3 separate regions of the Homo sapiens genome follow, and regions 1 and 3 are each linked to region 2. A link is a loop called in an ENCODE intact Hi-C map of the cell type or tissue named here. Cell type or tissue: Caco-2. All regions are shown on one strand. Region 1 overlaps PITX2 (paired like homeodomain 2). Region 2 has its middle 110 kb from the start of MIR297. Region 3 has its middle 14 kb from the start of PITX2.

What was found. Hi-C counts contacts between places; a loop is a spot of excess contacts. Peaks named below come from ENCODE experiments on the same cell type or tissue, not always from the same donor. Only the 100,000 strongest peaks of a DNase experiment are listed, where the experiment ranks them.
Region 1: it touches region 2 in a loop (6-fold over the local background); 18 of 110 quality-filtered maps call a loop at or near these places.
Region 3: a loop joins it to region 2, with 3 times the contacts of the local background. A loop is called at or near these places in 18 of 110 quality-filtered maps.

What each region holds. Positions count from the first base shown.
Region 1 is chr4:110,619,872-110,622,371 of GRCh38, reverse strand. It overlaps PITX2 (paired like homeodomain 2), which reads left to right. Exons shown (of 3, transcript NM_000325.6): 1 at 1-116; 2 at 1,003-1,208. Among named protein-coding and RNA genes, the nearest start is that of PITX2, 2.0 kb to the left of the region's middle. RefSeq lists enhancers at 687-1,339, 1,994-2,500. In Caco-2, no CTCF peak of the experiment used is centred here; DNase peaks (open chromatin) are centred at 31 and 1,311; H3K4me3 peaks cover 1,639 bases.
Region 2 is chr4:110,969,405-110,971,904 of GRCh38, reverse strand. No RefSeq gene overlaps it. Among named protein-coding and RNA genes, the nearest start is that of MIR297, 110 kb to the right of the region's middle. In Caco-2, a CTCF peak has its summit at 1,051 (motif pointing right); a DNase peak (open chromatin) is centred at 1,064.
Region 3 is chr4:110,636,105-110,638,604 of GRCh38, reverse strand. It overlaps a transcript of PITX2 not described here. Among named protein-coding and RNA genes, the nearest start is that of PITX2, 14 kb to the right of the region's middle. RefSeq lists an enhancer at 244-744. In Caco-2, no CTCF peak of the experiment used is centred here; DNase peaks (open chromatin) are centred at 934, 1,524 and 1,984; H3K4me3 peaks cover 1,870 bases.

The sequences.
Region 1 (2,500 bases), 350 kb after region 2:
CCAGCCGTTAGCCATGGCTTCGGTTCTGGCTCCCGGTCAGCCCCGGTCGCTGGACTCCTCCAAGCACAGGCTGGAGGTGCACACCATCTCCGACACCTCCAGCCCGGAGGCCGCAGGTAAGGCGCCGCGCCGCCCTGCAGACATTCCCGCTCAGCTGCTCTGCGCCACCCGCTCCCTCTCGCCCCAAGGAAGTCAGCCCCTCCGGGGGGAGGCGTGGTGGGAGTGGTCGTTCGCCTGGCTCCCCGCAGAACTTCCGGGAGCCGGAATTTTGACTACCCCGCATCCCTTTAGTTCTCCCTCGACCGGCCCGGCTCCTGGGGCGCTAAGGGCGCGAGCAATTCTGCCGCCCTCTCTATTCGTACCCTGGCCTCCCTTCTGTTTCCTGGGTCACAAAAATCCCAGCATCTTGATTCGAGGACCTTCAGAGGCCGCCGACCTCTGTCCCTGTTTTCCTCTCGGCTTTCAGCTCCCGAGGAGCTCCACTCGTTAGGAAATTGCCTGAAACCACTCAGAAATGCCCTTCGCGAAGAGGCATTTTTTTTTTTTTTTTGGGAAAGGGCCGGCGAACTTCGGTGCCCAACCGAATCCCCACATCTTTTCCTAGCCTTCCCAAACCGCATGGAAATCTGAGCTTTCTGCGAGGGGGAGGGGGGTCTGTAAACCACGCGCGTGTGCGCGTCCCAGGAGATTTGGTGTGTCTGCGCAGAGGTGTATAAATATACTTGAAAGCACAGGCTATAAAAGTGAATGTGCCGCTGCAGTGAGATAAACATGTAAATAAAACGTGCGGCGCTGGGGGAGGGGAGGAAATGGGGCGCGGACACCCACACTTGCGCCTGCACACCCCACAGGCGCAGCGCTCCTCGCGGCCCGGAGCCGCCGCGCGCACCCTCCTCCGGCGCCAGGCAGCCCAGCTCTTCCACGGCTTCTGCCGCCGGTCCAGTTGGCGTCCGCGTTGCAGGTGGGCATGCTGACGGGAAAGTGTGTGTGTTTCGTTTTCAGAGAAAGATAAAAGCCAGCAGGGGAAGAATGAGGACGTGGGCGCCGAGGACCCGTCTAAGAAGAAGCGGCAAAGGCGGCAGCGGACTCACTTTACCAGCCAGCAGCTCCAGGAGCTGGAGGCCACTTTCCAGAGGAACCGCTACCCGGACATGTCCACACGCGAAGAAATCGCTGTGTGGACCAACCTTACGGAAGCCCGAGTCCGGGTAGGAGCCAGCACGGAGTCTGGGAGGGATGGGGGGAGGATGTTGTGGAGGTACAGGCCAAGTAGACCAGGAGAGAATGTGGAAGGCAGCGCCGCCTGGGAGGGCGCCGGTGGGGCGCAGCTTTGCAAAGGCAGAAGGCCTCGCGGCGGCCTGGTTGCGAGATTACAGTTCCCTCTCCGAGGCCGACAGGACTGCCGCCCTGGCTCAGGCTCCCAGAGCGGCACCGGCTCACTGCCCCGCCATCCCGCGATCTCACGAGCTGGGCTGCATGGGCAATCCCCTGCACAGGACATTGTGTTCCTGGCTTGCAGTTGCCAGAGCAGAGCTAATAAAATCCCTACCAGGCCAAGAGCCGCGAACAGGCTCCAACCTGTGAGCCTTTAACAAGGAAAACCCGCCAGAGACACGGAAGAGTTGGCCCTCCCTGGGAAACCTTTGTCCCGGCCCTGGCCCAGCTTTTTCCCTCCTGGGCTCGCGCTTCTTACACCTTCTTTACGGTTGTTTCGGCCATTCAGGTCTCTCCCACACACCCTATTTCCTAGTTTTGTGATCTCCGGGAGCAAAGTTTTAATACACAACTACTAGTCCTCTTAGAAGGAGAAAGAAAAAAAGAAGAAAGACTTTTCTGCTTGGTTTATTTATCTTCTCTCAGGAGTTGAACTCTGGAAATTGAAACTCACACCCCCTCTTCTAAATTATAATCATAGTTTTGTAAAAAGGGCTTACCTTAACTTTGTAGCAAATCTGTACTTTATGGATTGGCAAAAATGAGCTCAAATAAATAACCCAATAGCAACGTCCTGGTTTATGCTGGTCGGTGGAAGATTCCAAATTTGTTAGGATTCTGGAAGCAGAAAACAGAATCAAGCAAATCAAGCGGCATCCAGAGGCTTTGCTGTTAAAAAAAAAAAATTAAGTGCTCTGGGTAGAAAAAATAAAGCCCCCGGTTAGAGCAGAGCAAACAAAAAGAAGAAAACAACGATAAAAAGAATAAAGACCAAAATGCTCTCCCAAATCAGAGGGAATGAAGACACTCTCTGGGTGGCATTTGTGCAAGGCATGAGGCTATGCTGGTGGATAAAAGGCCGGGAAGAAGTTGAAAATGGTTTTAGTTTAACTGTCCAGAGCCAGAGCTGGGTCCTGGGCGGCGTGGTTTTGAGCAAGGTCAGTCTTTCATTAGCTCTCTTGCACATCAAGGGAACGGGCCTCTCACGTACTCTTCTCGCCTGAGCAAAGTTTAGATGGCCTAGGGTAGAAATGGCAAGTAATTAAAGACAGAGTCTATGGGTTTT
Region 2 (2,500 bases):
GCAAAGCAATAGATAGACTGCAGTGGGTAGAGATGAAGACGTGGAAATAGCAAAGGCAGACTATACTTTCAAGACTCTTGGCTGAAAAAGGTAGAATCTGGAGTGGCCCAGCAGCCTTCCTGGTGCGGGAGCAAAGAATCTAGATCTCTTCACTAAAAATCCAGGAGTGCTGATCTACATCTATAATGAGAGAGTAAGGCAGAGGAGAGGAAGCAAAGGTAACTATAACAATATCATTAAAGTGCTGTTCTTATGGTCTAAGGCAAGTAAGGAAAATAGTAAACCCAGAGAAGCATAGGTAGACATGGAGAAAAGTGAAGAGTTAGAGGAAGACAGTAGTGATTTCATGGAGTAAGAAAACAAGCTAAATAGAAGAAAGAGTCTGCGAGAGATAAAAGATCATGTAGTTATTCTAAAAAAGCAGAGAACATGTAATGAATATTTGACAATAGGAGGGTGTTCAGGAATCACAAAATCAAACGTGAGACCACAGAGCTGGGTTGCTTTTGTGAAGCTGGATTGGAGGAGTTGGAGTCCACGAGATGGAGGAGCTGAGAAGCTGGGTCTCTCATGGGCTTTCACATAGACACTGTTATCCCTCCAGATCATGGCAGGGGTTGAAGTACAGAGAAAGGCTGAGTTACTTGCCAAAGTTTTTGTGGGGTGGGGAATGAAATGTGTGGAAGACCTAAACAAAATAAAATAAAGGGTTTATTAATAAACACGCGCTTACATGGGGTAGAAGTGAAATTGCCTGCAAGGAAGCAGCAGGAAGAGGCTAGAAGAATGCTGACTTCTTGCAGAACCATATTAGATGGCTCGTGGAAGAACAAGCATCCTCTATTCTTTACCATTATGAAGTGATATTCTGGAGGTTGGGATAGACAGGAGGTTCTGTGAAGTGACTGAGAAATATACTAAGTTACTAAGGTACTCAGCTTTAAAACCATGCTCTCTACTCTGTTTTGTGATTCTAGGGTGTGATTCTGAAAACTCTTAAGACTTATTTCTGCTTTGCCAGCTGCTCCCTGTTATGCTCTGACGTTAGGGGGCACCAGAGGGAGGCTGAAAGACAGGAGAAGGCACTGGGTCCTTCCTGTTTCTCTAGGATGACCTCAGAAATGTTGCTTCAACCTGGTAGTGGCTGTTTATTCCAGTAGTAGCAAGCGACTCCCATTTGTGGTTCTCATATTCCCATTCCAGCCTCATGATTCCCCCTCAGAAACATCACTCCAGTCGTCCAGGGTCCCCTTCCTGGGGGTCTGATTCCACCTCTGCTGGGCTGCTCCTCTCAGCCTCTAAATTTTAATAACCTCAACTTCTTAATACTGCATAATCCATTTGATTACAAGTTTACAAAATTTAATGTTTAGTAATTTTTAATAAACATGAAAATCTAATGGTTGACTAAAAAATTTTTGAAAATTTAAATATTTCAAGCAAACAAAAAATGCATAGAATATGATGAGCTTCACGAACTCTTAACATGTTGCTGTGTTTTCATTTTTAAAAGAGGAAATATTACAAGTAGAGTCGAATCCCCTTTGAACCCACCCCAGGCCACATTTCTCTTTTCTTCCCTCTACAGACTTGACCAATATCCTGAAATTGGCATGTATATTTCACATGTATATGTTTTACTAAGTATATATTTATCTAAAAACAGTATACAGTATGTTTTAAATTTTGTAAATGATATCATTCTCTGTATGATTATGCATCTTACATTTTCACTTATCATTGGGTTTTCTAGATGTATACCTGTTGATACATATGCCTCTACTTCATTTAGTATCTTTCTTTATTGCCTTGTATAGAACAGCCAGGATAGAGTATTTCTTTTATCCACTAATCATCATCTCCATTTTCTAACCTTTCCTGGAATGTGACTTAGAATATGTGCCTTCTACAATTTACTAGAATGCTAAAATATTCCCTAAGGTTATTGCACCAAATTATATTCACACAAGCAGTGCATGAAAGTTCCCACTGCTCCACATACTCAGCAACACTTGATATTTTCCAGACTTTCAATTTCTGCCAACCCAATAGATGTAAAATAATATCTTATCATTGCTTAATATAAATTTCATGGTTCTAAGCATCTCTTGATCTGTTTACTTGCTATATTAGTTTGCCTCTTCTGTGAAGTCCCTGTTCATATCCTTTACCTATTTTATTGGTTCATATATCCTTTTCTTCTCAATCTGTAGAAATCCTTCATTTGTTGTACATTAATTCTTTATCACTTATATGCATCCCAAATATCTGGGATAGTTTTACTTTATATTTTCCTATTTTTATATAACTTTTTTATATACAGAGATTTTTATTATTTTGAAATAATTAAATATCTCAGTGTTTTTCTTCATGATGTGTGGGTTTTTTTGGTTTTAAGAAATGCTCTTCTAAGAGCCAGATGCAGGGCCAGGGAGGCCGAGGCATGAGGATCACTTGAGGCCAGGAGTTTGAGGCCAGGAGTTTGAGACCAGGCTGTGCA
Region 3 (2,500 bases), 330 kb after region 2:
CTAAAATTGCGAGTATTGGTATATTGATTTAGGAAGAGCAATACAACTTTTAGAGGGAACTTTATTCTCAATTAGGGACCAAAGAGATGTCTTTTTAATAGCGGGCCTGAGTTTTGCTCTCAAGCAGGAATTAATATTGGTGGGAAAATCCGAATCCAGGAGCAATGGCTGTGTTCCGGCACTTTCCAAAAACATACATTAACAGGATGCCCTTGAGATTGAAAAAACATTGTCCCATATGCCTGGCAGAAGCCTTCACACCTGGTCCTCCAGGCGAATTATATTTATAGTCCTTCCACTCAGAGGCAGGACAGAGCCAAAATATTCTGCTCACTACCAAAATACACATCTTTGCTCAAGTCAAGAAATCAGAAAATCAGGGTTCAGAAGTAAGGCACACTTTTCGAGTGAGAATATGCCCTGTAATTTCACATACTCTTTGCTTTGCAGGAGCAAATGTGGACTTGAGGGAAACTCTCTCCCCCACCCCCACTTCTATCCCGTGCAATTTAATACCATCCTCGCCAGGAACCTTAACCTCGTCATTTTAAAAAATGAGATATCCGTGACCCAGGGTGAACTTGTTGAATGTAGGTACAGCAGAGGAAATTCTAGACTCTATGAGCGTCTGAGCCTTGTCCAGTGCAAACCCTTCGTGAACACTGGGTCAGTGCGTGGCCGTGCCCACCTGTGCGCCGACACTCTCAGCATGCCTGGTCCACCCGCCTTGACCTCGGGCGCGGTGTCCCAGCTAAGCTGGGCCCAGCGTCCCGGCCTTCCCCAGCTGACAAGCCTAGCTCGTTCGCTCCCGGCTGTGGCCCTCCCACCCTCTCCCACTAGCTCACTCCATTCTTCTAGATTTCTCTTCACTCATCCTCTCCCATCCCCACCGCGCCCACCTCCACTCCCGCCCTCTACCGGTCTCTCACTTTCCTCCCTCCGCAGTCCCTCTTTGCTGTGACCTCTTTCCTCAACTCTGCAGGCCTGAAAGAAGGTCACACACGCACGCTCACACCCACACTCCACACGCCTCGTCCCAAACAACCCCATGAACATTGTCCTTTGTTCCGTCTCTTGGGCCACTTTCCCTGTCGCTTCCTCCCAGCCCGTCCTGATTTGCTCCCCAAAAGTACGTTTCTGTCTCCCCGCTGCCCTGGCGCTCCCCCTTTGATTTATTAGGGCTGCCGGGTTGGCGCAGATTGCTTTTTCTTCTCTTCCATCCCATCCTCCCTTCTGGTCCTCCTTTCCACAGTGGGAGTCCGTGCTCCTGCTCCTCGGTTGGCTCCTAAGTGCCCCGCCAGGTCCCCTCTCCTTTCGCTCTCCCGGCTCCGGCTCCCGACTCTTCGGCCCGCTGGCATCTGCTTCCCTCCCCTGCCTCGTTTCTCGTCGCCCCTGCTCGCTCCCCCCGGCGCTCGCCCGGGCGCTGTGCTCGCTCCTGGATCGCCAGCCGCGCAGCCGGGCTCGGCCGGCCGCCCGCGCGCCACTGTGCAGTGGAGTTTGGTGGAATCTCTGCTGACGTCACGTCACTCCCCACACGGAGTAGGAGCAGAGGGAAGAGAGAGGGATGAGAGGGAGGGAGAGGAGAGAGAGTGCGAGACCGAGCGAGAAAGCTGGAGAGGAGCAGAAAGAAACTGCCAGTGGCGGCTAGATTTCGGAGGCCCCAGTGCACCCGTGGACTCCTTCGGAACTTGGCACCCTCAGGAGCCCTGCAGTCCTCTCAGGCCCGGCTTTCGGGCGCTTGCCGTGCAGCCGGAGGCTCGGCTCGCTGGAAATCGCCCCGGGAAGCAGTGGGACGCGGAGACAGCAGCTCTCTCCCGGTAGCCGGTAAGTGGAGGCCATCTATCCCGCAGGGATGTGAGATAATGCGAGTCTGGAAATTTGTTCCACTTCGGAGAATCTTCACCGTAGGTGATTTGTGGCTTTTGGGGCTAAGTTTCGCCCAAGGTAACGCAGTCGGCAAACAGACCTTGCAAAGCCCTGTTCCTTTCGTCCCCCGCCACAGACACTAACAATCTACAGGGTGCTGAAGTCGAGAGGGAAGCCAGACCGTGGCTGGCATTTAAAACGAGGTATCTTCCCTTAAATCTCGGTGCCAACACTGCAGGAACAAATCCTCGGGCCAAGGATTAGCATTCTCAAGATAAAGGGCTGGGTACAAAGTTTCAGCTACTGGAAGATTAGCCCCCTTCCCATTGTTATCCATTGGGAAAAAAAAGAAAAGAAAAAGATTCCATCTTAACTGGCAGTTAGTGACCTCTCAGGCCCAAGCGAATTACCTGGGAGCCAGGCCTGGATGCCAAGCTCTCACCATTTCTTTGGATTGTAACTCCTTTAAATTGATCACCAGTCAACTCCAATCTGGCACTTCAGGAGATACACTTTAAATGGATGCAGAGAATTATTTTCCAGCTGGAGATTAAGAAAAAAATTTTCGATTCTAAACCTCCGAAATATGTTCCTCTTTTCCAGTTTAACCACTTTACTTTCTTAAGCAATTTAG